2 separate regions of the Mus musculus genome follow, and region 2 is linked to region 1. A link is a loop called in an ENCODE intact Hi-C map of the cell type or tissue named here. Cell type or tissue: gastrocnemius. All regions are shown on one strand. Region 1 has its middle 120 kb from the start of Gm41389. Region 2 overlaps Ano6 (anoctamin 6).

Region 1 (8,000 bases):
TAGCAACCAATATCACAAACACCTGGCAATGAGCTTTATCAGTGGGCACACACCTGGGTTCAAGGGATGGTCAAAACATTGGCAGACACAGGGGTTCAAGGAGTGGCCAGAGCATTGTGCACCTCTATTTTTCTAAATCAGTGAAGCTAGTTCTGCTAACAATGAAATCTATTTTGCCAATTTCAGGGCTTCTGTGACCTTTTACATTCTGTCAGGATCTTTCATTGGCATCCTGTATAACGAATGCTCCAATGTCCTTGCTTTAGTGGTAAACAGATCTGTGTACTTTCCCTTAATATTGCTTTATTATAAGCAATATTTATTTATAAGCAATATTTATAAGCTTTATTATAAGCAATATTTATTGCTCCTAAGGATTGATATTTTTGACATATAGCTAAGTTAGATTCTAGGCAGTCCTTGATCCGACCTTGGGCATGGATAGCTAAGGTCACTGCCCTACACAGAAATTTACCATTATCTAGGAAGAAGGAAGTTTGTGACCTAAAGAGGAACCGGAGTAGATACTTAGAACTATAGATAGCTGAGTTACACCCATACACAAGTATTTACAATGGCCTAGGGGGAAGGTGGACTATACTATAGACTAGAGTAGGAACTATGGCAAGGGCACGAAGCCCTTGCCCCTGGCTTCTAAGATTAAGTGGACCTTAGGTGGAGCTGTTTTTGATCCCAGTTGTTAACATTGAGTTTTACCCCAGTTGGTTCCTGCCAGTTCTTCCATGTTTGCGTTCCTCTGTTTTGTGTAAGAATCCAGTAACCTCTTTGTACTTTGCCGGTGTGTCATCCAACTTCCCTATTTTCTTCTGTATAAAAAGTTTGATGCTCGATTTGACAAATTACATTCAGATCCACACTCCCTTGTGTTGAGTCTGTCTGTCAATTCCCACCAACTCCTTGCCCACCTGTGACCAGAGACCCGTTCCACACAGACATGGGACCAAGACGGTCTGTGGCACACATACATAATTAAAAACCCTGAAGAGATTAAGAGTATAAGGAATTGAAGCCAACATAATAATGACTATACATGAGAAACCTATAGCCAATATTATACTAAGTGGAGGAAAAGCCAAAACAATCCTAATAAAATCAGGAGAGAGACAGGACTCCACTTCCTTAGTCTATCAATGTGGTGCCCAGAGCTTTAGTTCGAGCAGTAAGACAAGAAATAAAGTGGACATGAACAAGAAGAGTAGACGTCAAAATTTTCTTTGGGGATGATATAGTCTCTAAATAGGAGTCCCTTAAAGACTCTCCCAGAAAATAGTTAATCTGCTGAACACTGTTAGCAAAAGGGCAGGATGGAAAGTCAAAATACAAAAACACTCTATATACCTTTTCTACATTTCTAAAACCAAACAAACTGAGAAAAATAATTCTATTCACTGTGACCTCAAAATAAAATAAATTACCTTGGAATAAACCTAACCTAGCAAGGATGAAAGCCTAAAAACACTGAAGAAAAGCATTGAAGAAGATACTAGACAGTGGTAACACACACTCTCTTTCACACACACACACACACACACACACACCATTTATGGAACTGTTGGAATTAGCATTGTGAAAATGGCCAGCCTACATAAAGCAAATTGCAGGTTCAATGTACTTCCAATAAAATTCTAACATCATTCTTTACATAGAGAAAAAATATCTTAAAAATTCATGTGGAAGCACAAAAGATCTCAAGAGGCCAAAGCAAGAACAATACCTGCTTTTAAGTCATACTTGAATCACGGGAACAAAGACAACATAGTACTGCACAAATCAGACACATACATCAATGTTACAAAATAGAGAACCCATCTATAAACCCCAAATGCTTATTTGCAGTCTTCTAGTATTGGTCAAGCATGTAAAAGCACACAATGCAGAAAACAAAGCAAATGGTGTTTTAAAGGAGTAGATATCCTGGCCTTTGTCATGGCTAAGACCAAGACGGCTGGGACTATAATTATGCCCATAGTCAGCCCCTACACCAAGTATGCTCCTGTGATCAACAAGGCAACTCCTTATTCCTTTTATACCTAGTACTTGTGAGAGACAATGGGAGCATGCCTGAGGTGCCCAGACAACCCCAGGCGCCTCAGACCCAAGCCTGGAATGGCTGAAAAACCTGTAAATACTCCTGATGATTGAAGAGGCCCTTCCCCTGTTGACCCTCAGTAAAAATGTGAAAAACCAAACCCCCAACACACAAAGTAGATACCCACATGCAGAAGAACCTAGCTAATGAAGGTAGATCCCCACCCAACCCCCCAGCGACAAGTGCTGGTTGTTATGACCTGAAGAACTCGGGGATGTCCTGACAAGGCAATGAGTGGATGAAAGGACAGACAGACAGACACACACACACACACACACACACACACACACACACTGTGGGGGATGTACTGGGATCAGGTGGGTAGCATGCTCTGGTAGAGATGCAAAGAAACTCAGGACATTCCTTTTATACATATGAAGGGGAGGTAGGTTTAGTGCATACAGTGAATAGGTTTAGTGAATCTTGGTGGTAGATCTGTGCAGATGTTCGGTCTCAGGCTGTGAACATTAGGGAAGAAGGAGTTGTAGGCTATACCTTCTGAACATACTGCTAAGATCTACACATAGGTCAAATCAAGGCTTTGCTGTCTCCCTGAGGCTGATCTGAGGATGGTCTTGCTATTCAAGATGGATCTGAGGCACTGGAGTCCCTGACACTCTGAGCTCATGTTGTACATTCACCTAGGGGTTCATCTGCTCCTTACACAAGCTCTCGGGGCTACTTCTGCTCCCCAAAGATGGGGAACATGTGGTCCAAAACAAAATCTAATACACCTTTGGTTGGAGTGTAAACCTACATAGCCACTGCACAAGTCACCCTGGAGGTTTCTTCAAAAGACTCAAAGGAGATTTATCACAGGACCCACAGCTTCTACCTGTTGGTTTTTATGCAAAGGGCCTCTGAGACCAGCAATGACTCTCAGAGAGCCTTGCCCAACAATGCTTATTTCTGCATTAATCACCATAGCTAAATTATGGAGTCACCCTGCCAAGGAATAAAGAAGATGTGTATAAACACAAGAGATTTCTTTTTTTAGTCATAAAGAATATAGTTGCGGGGAAGCAGATGCAACTGGAGATAGTCACATTAAGCAAGGTAAACCAGCCTTGGAATGACAAACACCGTATTTCTCTAATTCGCTTCGTGTAGTGAGAATTTTGGTTTAAAACCCCAGGTAATGTTATACGAATAAGTTTGTGTTTTAATAGCAGGTTAGCAGGTGTGGAGTATGTGGCTTGTTTGTCCACAGCCTTGAACCATGATTGTTTCATGCTGGGTGTGTGTGTATGGGCGGGGGGTTGGCGGGGAGGAATGGGATGTGATTTTTGCCAGCTGCAGAGAGTTTAATTCTGGGGACTCTGAAGAGGGTATACATGCCAGAGCCCTGAGAGGACCTGTGGCAGCAGCTGCTGCTGCTATAGTAAAGTTCAATCCTGGTTCAACAGGCCCATCTGCTGCTGCAGGGTCGCTGAGTTGTGACAATGAAGACTGGATTCCCTTAGGATCCTGATGTCCCTGAGAAGCAGGTCCAAAGAGGTCTCCACCCCCTTTCCCCTGTAACCTTCTTTCTCTCTTGCCTAGTGTTGGTGGGTTGGAAGGGATTAGGGTGGAATAAGGATTGGAAGGGTGGTAGATAGAAAACCCCAATAAGATCGCTGAATAAACATGCCTACAGTTTTGTTCCTAGGTTTTAAACAGATACACAAAGTCACTCATGTGTATATAACCTGAAAGCAGAAGTGTCCTGTGTAGGGCAGCAAGGAAGGCTATCAGGAGGCAGAAGGCTGGAACGGGGTGGGGGTGGGGGATGGGAATATGGCGCTATGCTCCCTGCACAGTGTGTGCCTTGTAAAAAAATGTCCTTAGGTAACACGGTACTATGTGCAATGAAAATTAAAGACAAACAAACGAATAATACCTCTGAGTTATCAGTCACTGTTTGAGTTTCTAGAACATTCTATGGTATTGATTTTGGTGAACTAACTGAAAACACGGAGTGGGGGGGGCAGACTGGAATGCTCGTTTTACAGCTGTTGGAAGACTCAAGTATGGAACCTGAGACTCTGCATTTAGGCCCTCTGTCCCTTACGGACAGGAGGCCTTCCAACATAGAATTCCTATTTTTAGAATGTAAGGGACTTCAAGGTAACAAAAGTCTTAGGGTGTGTTTTATTAAATGTCCAAACTGTCACAATGCCCAGCACAGAGTGTTCGGTTTCACAGTGGCTCTGCCATGCCAGCCACCAAAGGTCAGTCAGACCTGCCAACAGTGCTGAGGACTTGGTTCTGTGAATGCAAGCTTTCTCCAGGAGAGGCATCCTAGTGGGAAGTAGTTACAGTCCCCTTTTTCATACTCCCCAAGAATGTGGGGACCCAAAGAAAAGAGAGTGCTCACACTTTCTTTGCTTGCTGTGGGGGTGTTGCTCATACCTCTGTCCCCCCAAATTTCCTCCCTGTGAGAATGTCTGGCTAAGCAGACCTGTTAATAATGAGGCCACACTTAGTGGGTCTGGTTGGCTACAAGCCACTGGAGCCCAGTGCATGGTCTCTCAATCACTTGGCCCAGGCTCCTCAGATCTCACAGAGAGCAGGGCTTGCCCTGGCATGGTAAGCAGCTCTGATTTTTCTCTCAACGGGTGAGCATGTGCAGATGTGAGCTGTGGGATGCTGTTTTCTATGGAGGCAGGAAAGAGATCCCAGTCAACTAAATGGCCATGACTCAAAACAATCCCCTCCTGACATCTGAAGCATCGAGTTCATCTTTCCCTGTTATCCTACTGATGATACAGGTGCGTGTTCAAGAATCTCAACAAAAATGAAAACATTCTCAGAATGAGACATTGCTGTCACATATGTAACTAGTTCCATGATATAGACTCCATCTATGCTCAGGTGAGCTTTGTGTCTTAATCCTGTAAAATGCAGTCCCAATGTCACAGTCCAGAGTAGTGAAGTCACTAAAATTCAACCTGTATGTAAAGTCTCCAATTCCCACAGAGCAAAATCCAGAAGACATAATTCTGAAAAAAAATTAATTTAAAGATCATTTAAAATATACTTATGTATAATTAAGTTCAGACACACTAGTGAAACACTATAGTTTGAATACTTGGGAGATGGAGGCAGGGGGATTACAAGTTTGAAGCTGGCCTTGGCTACATATCAAACCCTGTCTCTCAAACAAAATGTGTGTGTGTGTGTGTGTGTGTGTGTGTGTGTGAGAGAGAGAGAGAGAGAGAGAGAGAGAGAGAAAGAAATTAAATTTTTAAAAAGAATAACTATTTTAGAAACAAAAATGGTAGATATCATTATAGACCAGTTGTACAATAAAACAGGCAATAATGTCATTTCATCATCTATAAGCATAAATGCTGCAGCTACAACAGCTGACAGACCAATGACATTCTGAGGACCTCAGGTCTGCTAGATAAGGATTCCTCTACTGGCATCTCTTTCTTAGATTTCATGTATGAAACTAGCTTTCTGGGGATCTCTCTCTCTCTTTCTTTCTCTCTTTACTCTGTCTTTCTCTCCCTCCCCTCCCCATTTTCTCCCTCTCTCTCTTTCCTTTTCTCCCTCCCCCTTTTCCCTCTCTCTCCTTTTCCTGCTCTCCCCCTCCCCTCCCCCTCTCCTTTTCTCTCCTCCCTCCCCCACTGTGTATGGTGTGTGTATATATGTATGTTTGAAACATGGTCCCTTTATGCAGCCCAGGCTAGCCTCTCATGGGGTTCCTGTCTCTGCCTCCCAAATGCTGAGATCACAGGCATGCCTGACTACACCTGGCTCTCAGGGTTTTCCACAAACTCACCCAACGCTTCCATGCACAGTCAGCTTGTGATCACGCACTTTCATGAAGTCAAATTTGCCCCGACTGCAGAACAGATTAGCACTGCCTAGCAGCCTTCACGGAATTTATACTCCCGGCACTGGGAATGACGTGGGGATGAAATAAAGACCATGGTGAATTGGAAATACTGCTGCTGACCACTTGAAATTATGGGGAAGACTGAAAAGAAAATTGGGCCTCTGAAAAAGTGTATAACCAGGATAGGTTGTGTGCAATTACACAGAGGTAGTCTGTAATAGGTGACCAATTTTCATGATCATTAGCTATTTTGAAGTTTTGCATTGTGATACACAGCTGCTTTTGTTCCCTTCTAGGGCACAGCAGCCTCTCTTGGAAGACACAGTTTTCTGTTTCTGTGCTGTGTTGTTCATCTTGAGGTTTCTCTATGGTCTTCTGTGGACCTACATAAGCATTCCTTACTGAATTCTCCCATCTTTCCGAAGCATCTTCTATGTTGTTTTAAGTATAGAGAAATCCACCAATCTTTGGCCCTTTGGGAATTCAACCTGATCTCACCGTCGTGCGTGGAGATTCATTCATGGACCAGTCAGAACTTGCTCCTAGCACGCTGCACCCTCCTATCCCTGAGTGGTGTGAGTACGAAGTGGTCCTCTAATTTTGATTCAAAGGAAAGGCCGTGAACTCACTAGTACAACACTTAAGGTTTTAAAGAATAACTGTGTAAGGAAAGATATTTGAAGATAAGGTTTGTAATCTCTTAATTTGGTCTTGCTCCCCAAGAATGAAGCAATTTTTCTGTTTATTACACAGATGCCAGGTCTGAGGGGAGGGAGCTAAAAAGTCCAGTTAAACCTGAATTTTTATAAAATGTAATTTTTTGTAAGACTGCCCCCTTGATATATTTGGGGAATATACTTATTTTATGAGACTAATTTAAACTAAGCATTATTTAGGATCACGTAGGATTTAGTTTTTAGAGTAAGTTACCATTTTAAACGATACTTAAAGGGAACACTAGTGGCAGGAACACTCTCCTTTCAGAGGTGACATCTGAGCTCAGTCTTGGAGTCGCCTTACAAGCTGACCACAGATACAGGGAGAATCGAAGAATCCCAACCACAGTATATCAGCTCCCTGTGGCTGCTGAAGCAAACTGCCACAACCTTGGTAGCATAAGACAGTGCAAACTCAGATTCACGTGGCCTTAGAAGCCAGAGGCCTGAAAATCAAGGTGTTCACCAGGCTGTGCTCCCTCTGCAATCTTGAGGGAAGACCTTACTCCTGTCTCTGCCAGCCTCTGTTATCCAATCATCCCACTGCTTTCTGCATGATGCTACATAAGGACACTTTCACACAAGTACACAATGTACATTGAGTACATTCCCATCCATGTCTCTGTCCCCTTCCCCTTCTAAGCCCTCCCCTTGCCTATTGGTCAGCCCTCTACCTTCTCTCTCTGTGTATCTCTCTCTTCCCATATATATGCAGTTTCATGTAGTCAAATTTGCCCAAACTATATTATATATATATATATATACAAATATATATATACACACAAATATATGCTGCTCAAGAGACTATCTTTCTCTCATACACACATATACAAAGAGATGTATTTATGCACGTGTGAGTATATATACACACCATATATATATATATATATATATATACACATACATATACAAATACATGCTACACAAGAGACCATATCTTTCTATCTCTCTATCTGTCTGTCTGTCTATTTCATACATACACACACACAGTGAGAGAGAGAGAGAGAGAGAGAGAGAGAGACGTATCTATGTGTAAATATATATATATATATATATATATACACATATATATATGTATATATAATTTCCATGTAGCTATATAAATATTAGGAACTACAGATGACACAGCTGAGCTAATACATGATTTTTTTTTCTGCCGCTCCCTTAAATAACTTAATATCTTGATCTCCAGTTGTCTCCATTTTCCTGCAAATGACATAATTCCCTTCTTATGGAAGAGCGCATCCCTCTGGGCTCATAGACCACATCTTCTCTGTCTACTTCTCAGTTGTCGGATGCTTAGAACAGCTCCATACTTAGCCGTGAGCAGCGCTGTAGTGAACACTGA
Region 2 (8,000 bases), 52 kb before region 1:
TTTTAATAAAATCAGTTTTACAAACAATGCTGTGGCCTAACGAGGTTTAATAAGTGTCTTATTAATGTTTTTAAAGGAACAGGTTTCCGAGGTTGGCCAATTACTGGTTAAGTATCGCTTAGATGATGGGTGTGCACGTCTGTCTAGAGTATATCTATAATGACTTTTCATGGCCCGTGGTTACATGGCCTTTCAGCCATGGTAGATGCTGTAAATGCAGGTGAGCTGAAGACCTGCTCACCTGCTCACCAGCCCAGGTACCCTAGAGTCACCGGTGAGATGACACCCCTTTGTCAATAACCCTCTTTGGGTCTCACTGTGTAGCTCAGGCTAGCCGCCCCTCGAGCTCTGAGAGGACACGTGAGCCACACACCTGGCCCTTGGATGCACTTTAGAACAGTCCTAATAAGGGACCCTCTCTTCTACACACTGTAAGCAAACGGTTAGCTACAAGTTTACTTCTAAGGCAAAGCACCGGCTTCCCATCCGGGAGCACCTCGGTACTGACCAAAAGATGCAAATTCTCCAACGTGGTTCCAGAGACTGGTGCATGTGAAAATGTAAATGTTTTTAAAATAATCTTCAGAAGACAAGGTGGCTCTTTTTTTTTTCTTCACAGAAAAGCCAAAGTAACAGGTGTTTAGGGGACACGGGAGGTGACTGGACTCTTAAGGATTGAGTAGTATGGACATGGTATCACCTTGGTTTCAGACCAGGCAAGGGAAAGGAGGCCTGTGAATTATCATCTCTGTAAGTCAGATTAACACACACACACACACACACACACACACACACACACACACACACACGTCACTAAGCCTCAACAACAAACTGGATCAACAGGGAGAAAATATGTGACCCCCCAAACCAAGCTGTTGAAATAACCTGTTCAAACAAGGAAGGAGGAGAGAGGGAGGGGGGAGGGAGGCAGAGGGGAGAGGAGAATGAAGGCATTCAGAGCCTTTGGAAACAAACCTGCATTTTCAGCATACCATAGCCCCGACCTATTTTGAAAAGAGACAATATCCAAATTTGGACAGATTTAGGAGTCAGACCTCTGCGTACCCCCATGTCTGGGACTCCACAGATATTCTACCACACAGGCTCAGTTGATGGTTGCTCTGTGAGCCAGACTTGACTTGGAGTGACTGTCACAGGCCAACTCTTACGGTGTGAATATCAAATGTCCCCTACAGGGCTATTTATTGAATGCTTGGTCACCAGCTAGTGGCACTATTTGGGGAGAGTGTGGAAAATGTAGGAGATAGGATGTCACTGGAAATATTAGGTTACTAGGGGCATGCCCTGATGCCTGGTCCCCAGACCCTTGACTCCACTCAGCCATCTCTGCCACATGCCCCTGCCATCATGATGTATGTCAAGGCTTGCCACAGTCCCACACAAATGGTCATGTGCTGCACCATTTGAAATGTATTCTGCCTTGATAATGTTAGCTGTGTTGTGTTTTATGAAAGAGAGAGAGAAAGAGAAAGAGAGGAAGAGAGAGAGAAAGAAGAAAAGGAAAGGGAAAAGCCTATATATGTTTGGGAGAGGCACAGTATGGTGAGGTGAAAGGGGTTCCTCTGTTGGCCCTTGCCGAGGCATCCCTTCCCCCTGAGGTACTGGTATAGAATAGAGTTTATTTGGGGCATGGGGAGGAGAGTTGAGGGAATAGAGGCAGAGAATGGCAGAGAGAGAGACAGACAGACAGACAGACAGATAGAGTGTGTGTGTCTAGAGGAGAGGCCAGCCAAGAACACATGGAGAGAGAGGAGAAAGGGAATGGAGGAGGGGAGAAGGGACTGAGAGGGTAAGAGAGTGAGGTGGGGGCACATAACCCCTTTTACAGTGAGTCAGGCATGCCTGGCTGTTGCCAGGTAACTGTGAGGCGGAGCCTAGAAGTAATGGTAACAAACTATACTGACACAGTCATGAGAGAGCAACGTACACACTGGGGAATGTGTGTGGGACGCAGAAAGGAGCTGATGGTGCTAGCCATAAGATCCAGGAGCCTGGTGAGGTGAGCTTGTGGCCAGTCACATGTGGTTTTCTTTAGGTGCCAGTCCTCCCCCAGAACCACGTCTGTCACAAAAAAAAAAAAAAAAAAAAAAACCAATAAGATCACAGAGCTTTTCCTCTAGCCAACAGCCTGGCAGTGTCCCCATCTCTAAGGCTTAGTTTGCTTAACAAGTCCAGCTAGAAAATGTCTGATGCCACCATCATCCCACTCTGCAGCTACTTGGAGCATCTCAGCTAAGAGCAGTTTTGCCTGGCTCCAGCTGTGACCCACTTCTGCTTGACCTGGTGGGCATTAGAATTAAAAATACCTTGCCCATCACCCCGCCCAGAGGCATGTGCAGCTGTGGGGGAAGCCCTGTGTCTAAGCACACATGCCCACAACAGCAGTAGAATGCACAACCTGTCCTGCGTCTGCACGTCTGCATGTCACCTGTGTTGATAACTGGCACCTTACCTGGTCATGCGGAGCTGGCAAACCCCCATGAATGTGACAGGGCAGGTAGAGTGATCCTTGACACTGCTTCTCACAAAGTGCCGGGTTCCACATCAGTGTCAGAGGACAAACACATTAGGTCCCTTGAGACTTGGGGCATCAATACCATGAGTCATTCAAGTACCATTATCTGAGGAAGCCACATTGCCTGACACAGACAACCACACAGAAGAGCCATAAGGGACATACCATAGTGGTACCAACACCATGCCTCCCACTTAGAGTATCTACACTCATAAAAATCAACGTTTGCCCTCTCTGTGGTTTCCCCGTGATAGTTAATCTTACTTGTTAACTTGATTAGACAGAGATACGCCTAGAAGATTAGTACAGCCCACCTCTGGGTGTACCTCTGGTTTGACTTGACCAAATGTTTAAGCCATTCAAGGATTCAGGACTTGAACAGAATTCGAAGTGATAGGACTGTAGAGGGTGAGGTATACTTGGAGAAGTGGGTCATTGAGGTGTCATATTAGGTTTCCTTTGTTGTGATGAAACCTTGACCAAAAAGCTACCGGGAGGGGCAAAGAGTCTGGCTTACAGTTTTCACATTCATCATCATCACCATCACCACCATCATCACCATCACCACCACCATCATCATGAGGACCTAGCACAGAACCTGAAGCAAAGAACATAGAAGAATGCTGCCTACTGGCGCATCCACCTTACTCTCTTATACAACCTAGTATAGCCTAGGGTGGCACTGTTCACAGAGAACTTGGACTCCATAGGAATCATTGATTACGAGAATGTTCCACACAGACTTGCCTGCAGGCCAATATGACAGAAATGACTCTTCAGTTGAGGGTCCCTCTTCCCAGGTGACTAGCACAGGGAGATGTCTGCAGAGTCCATCTCAGCCCTTGCTCCTTCCTATTCTGCCTGTTTCTTACCTGTCATGGAGAAGCCCCTCAGCCCCACCGCACCCTTCCACCATGATGCTTGGTCTCACACAAGCATGGGAACAGTGGACTCTGCAGACTGAACTGAAAGCACTGGAACTCAAACAACTCCACTCTCCCCTCAGGGATTACATCAGTGCAGCAGGAGGCCTGTGATTGGACAGGGAAAGGGGAAGCGGAGTTGCAGAGACAGAGAGCATCTCAGGGGGAGAGAAAAAGGCCAAGATGGAGGCGGACGTGAACCAGCATGGCTTTAACCAGCCACACGTAGTTATGATATCATAAAGGTTAGAATATTGGGATAATTTGTCTAATCTAGGAGGGCCAGTATTACTTGGCTTGATATTATTGTGTGGGCATCTTGTGTACTGAGAATTATTGATACATAAATCTGATCGGTTAATTATAAGGTTCAAGAGTTTTGCTTTACTTTGTTTCTGGAATGTGGGACCGCAGATGGTGGAGAGGAAACTAGAAGCTACAGGGACAAGCGAGCCAGACGCTGCAGGGGGCTAGCTGGAGTCGCCTGCAGCAGGAGCACGGGGAGGCCATGTGGTCTACCAGTTATGGTAGCACGGGAAGCCTGGCGGTCCACTTTTTTAATATTTCCTGCAACAGTGGTCTCACTCAGATGTTTTGTCAGAGGCACAAAACCCTAGCACGCCGTTCAACTCCGATATGATAACAACCTGTGCCCCAACACACTGGTCACATCCAAGGGAGCAGCTATGCCATGAGATGCTGTAAGCACAACACTGTATGACAAACTGATGCCCTATGACATCGCTTTCAGAGAAATCCAGTTATTTAGGAGGCCTCACCAATAAGGGCAGAAGAGATAATGATTTTACCAGATATATAGACCTTACATTAAGACACACAAAAAAATGGGGAAAAAAACATGCTAATATAATACCTGCTAAATCATGACCCTCCAGAGACACTCAAATGTCTGATAAAGGACCCAAAAGAATGATTTTTTTTAAGTCCAATGAGATCAGTAAAATACAAACAGTTAAATTGAAAGATGAAGCTGGTCATGAGTAAGAACATAGGCAAGAAATGGAGTTTGGTTTTTTTTTTGTTGTTTTTTGGTTTTTGTTTTGTTATTTTTTGGTTTTTGTTTGTGTGTATTTTTTGTTTTGTTTTTGGGTTTTTGTTTTGTTTTTGTTTTTGTTTTTCTGAAACAGGGTTTCTCTGTATATCCCTGGCTGTCCTGGAACTCACTCTGTAGACCAGGCTGGCCTCAAACTCAGAAATCCGCCTGCCTCTGCCTCCCGAGTGCTGGGATTAAAGGCGTGTGCTACCATGCCTGGCAGATTTTTTAAATAAGGATGCCGTTAAAAAAAAGAAATCCAAACCTGAGAATTCTGTGTTTCATATAATAATTAGTTAAAAGAATGAACAGCAGACTAGATCAAACAGAAGAAGCTCAAGTCTTGAAAATAGGCTTTGCAAAATAGCACCCAAGAAAGGGGTGTTGGGAACAAGAAAGAAGAGAGCACACAAGAGCTGCTGAACACCATGAAAAGGCCGGTCTTGTATAAGCAAATGTAAAGAAATAAAGGGGCATGGAAAACCCATTTGACGAACTGAAACAGGAAACATCCCTAGTCTTGGGAATGACACAGGTACAAGAGGCCTATAGAAGCTCAAATAGATACCACCAGAAAAGACCCTCACCGTGACAGTCAAACAGTCAGAAGTGCAGGACAGAGCACTTTAACTGCTGGGAGATAAAAATGCTAAGCCACTTAAAAGCAGCCCCATTAAGGTAACAGCAGATTTTTCTTAAGTATAAGTCCTATGCCAGTGATGCATTTCAGGTCCTGAAAGAAAATAAATGCCAACCAACATGGCTGTACTCAGCCAAACTACCATTTAGGATCAAAAGAGAAACGGGCAACATCCGAGTTAAACCACACTGCAGAAGCTAGTCTGGTGCCACACACCTGTGACCCCGGCACATAAAAGGCAGAGCCAGAGGATCTGCGAGTCTGAGGCCAGGCTGGGATACATAGTGAGAGCCTGTCAAGGCAAACAAATGAGCAAAAACCCTCGCTATAGATCAAGTAGGTTTAACAGACATTTACAGAACAATCCAGTGGCTCTAAAGGGCATATTCTTTCCACCAGCACCTAAACCTGGATGTGTCAGGGCAGGGGTTGTGTTGGGGGTGGGGTGACACCCAGAGGGGGGCTTCTCCTTCTCAAAAGAGAAGGGACAGGTGGGATGAGGAGAGGACTTGATTGAGGGGTACTGGGAGGACAGGAAGGGCTGACATTGGGTTGTAAAGTGAATAAGTAAAATTTTAAGAAAAGAAAACATGAAGCTACAAATGTCTTTATAATGTAAAGAAATGAAAGCATAGCATCAGATACTGTATCTTTCCTGATCACTGTGAGACGAAATTAAAAATCATAGAGAAATTTTGGAAATTATGTAAACATAGGTATGTAACAACACCCTTCTCGGGTGAACTGCATGTGTATTGAAAAATTACATGAGACAATGGAATGGGACCAAATGCCACAGCCTGTGGGCTGTGAACAGGGGAGGGGATTGCCTTAAGGGAAAAGAGACAGGACAACAGATTAAAGGGAGTTCAGAGGAGGAATACCGTGGGTGGAAGGGTTTGGACAGGGAGGGAGGCAAGGGACTGAGGAGATGAGACTGTAGGGATGAGAGAGTAGAAAGAAACCATGTGGAAAGGCAGATGGACCATCAGGGAGGTGACATACTGTTCTCCGAACTGACTAAAGACTCACTGCACCCAGACTCAGAGGAAACAGGTAATTTAACCCTGGCTAAGCACCCATACATGGGAAACTAGTCGGTCCATTGAGGAAATAGACTTCTGATAGTTAGCTAAACTTGCAAAATTGCTCGATAGTTAAATAAATCCTAGCAACTTGAGCTCAGTCCATGAATGAGACGTGATGAAAGAAGAGAACTGACACATTCAAGCTGCCCTCTGACTGGCATACATTGACCATGCTGCATGCGCCTCTCCATGCCCCTGATAAAGAAGTGATAAATCTGTAAGCTAATTAAAATAATTGATTCACATGGAGTTTGAAGTATGGACAAAAGAAATAGCATTTTTTTAAAGGGCACTCACTAGTAGAGTGGATCAAACTGCAGGAACTATTTGTTGCCTCCCATGAATGTACCTCACCACAAAATACAGACACTGCCTTAGGGTGAAAGGATGGAGACAGTATTCTAAGCAAATGGACTTACGAATACAGGAAGGCATCCCTGTTCTACTATCTCACAAAATAGATTTTAAACCAAAAGTAATGAGAAGAGATATTATGACTCTTATAACATATATGCCAGAAATAGGTTCACCAAATTTCATAAAGCAAATACTATTAGATATAAAGTCACAGAGTAACACAACACAATAATACTTGGCAAGTTCAATATCCCACTCTCAGCAATCGACTGGCCATCCTGACACGAATTAAGCAAACACCTGAATTAAGTGACATCGTAGATCAAATGCATTTAACCGGCGTCTACGGTATATTCCATTCAAACCCTACAAACTACACATCCTTCCAAGCCCCCAGAACTGTCTCTAAAATAGATTCGGACACAAAGCCAGTCTTAACAGATAAATGAAAATCGAAATGATTCCTTGTATTCTGTTGATCACAACAGAGTAAGACTACAGATCAATAGCAAGAGAAGCCCCAGAGCACACACGGATGTATGCATGAAGGTCAAACAACACACGACTCAACAATGACTCAGGCCTTTAAAAAAGCAAGGAGGAAATAAGAACACTTCTAAGATCAAGTGAAAATGGACATTATCACAAGCCTCAGCCTGTGGGGTACAGAAAGCAAAACTAAGAGAGAAGTTCATGGCTTTAGCGCCTGCATTAAGCAATCAAAGATATCTCAGACAAATGACTTAATTATATACCTTACATATCTGAGCAAAAGAACAAGCCAAGTCCCAGATCAGTCGACAAAAACAAATCATTACTACCAAGGCAGGAATGAATGGAATGGGGAGAAATAATCACTAATACAGAGAATTGGCTCTTTAAAAGGATGAAACGTGACAGACAAACCCTTAGCCAAACTAACCAAGAAAGTGAAGACATGAATTAAAAACTTTTATTAGATATGGAAAGGTAATACACACACACACACATATGCACACACAACTAAATTCAAAGATGTCGAGAAATGGATGAATCCCTGGAAACCTATGACCTCCACAATTAAGCCAAATGTGAGAAACAATTTAAGCAGATATGTACCAAAGAGTGAGATTAAAGGACTAATTTTAAAAAGCTATTATGGAATCAACCCTAGATGTCTATCAGCTAGTTGGTAATGAAAATGTGGTACATGTGCACAACGGATTTAAAAGATAACATTATGTAGTCCCAGTACATCATAAGATAATTTTAAAACGAAATTTTTGAAAGTGTTTCAACAGAGGTAACCAGGTTGGGTGGACAACACTGTTTCCAGAAAACATGAATTATTAAATGTGAATGTGAGTACTAGGCATGGTATATCTCTCTATGAGGTTTTGGTCAGGTAGGTGTCCAAAGCCTC

What was found. Hi-C counts contacts between places; a loop is a spot of excess contacts. Peaks named below come from ENCODE experiments on the same cell type or tissue, not always from the same donor. Only the 100,000 strongest peaks of a DNase experiment are listed, where the experiment ranks them.
Region 2: it touches region 1 in a loop (6-fold over the local background); 2 of 42 quality-filtered maps call a loop at or near these places.

The regions. Positions count from the first base shown.
Region 1 is chr15:96,027,323-96,035,322 of GRCm38, forward strand. No RefSeq gene overlaps it. Among named protein-coding and RNA genes, the nearest start is that of Gm41389, 120 kb to the left of the region's middle. In gastrocnemius, a CTCF peak has its summit at 4,383; no DNase peak of the experiment used is centred here; H3K27ac peaks cover 1,705 bases.
Region 2 is chr15:95,975,446-95,983,445 of GRCm38, forward strand. Ano6 (anoctamin 6) reads left to right here. Exons shown (of 20, transcript NM_175344.4): 20 at 1-27. Among named protein-coding and RNA genes, the nearest start is that of Gm41389, 68 kb to the left of the region's middle. In gastrocnemius, a CTCF peak has its summit at 1,196; no DNase peak of the experiment used is centred here; H3K27ac peaks cover 1,481 bases.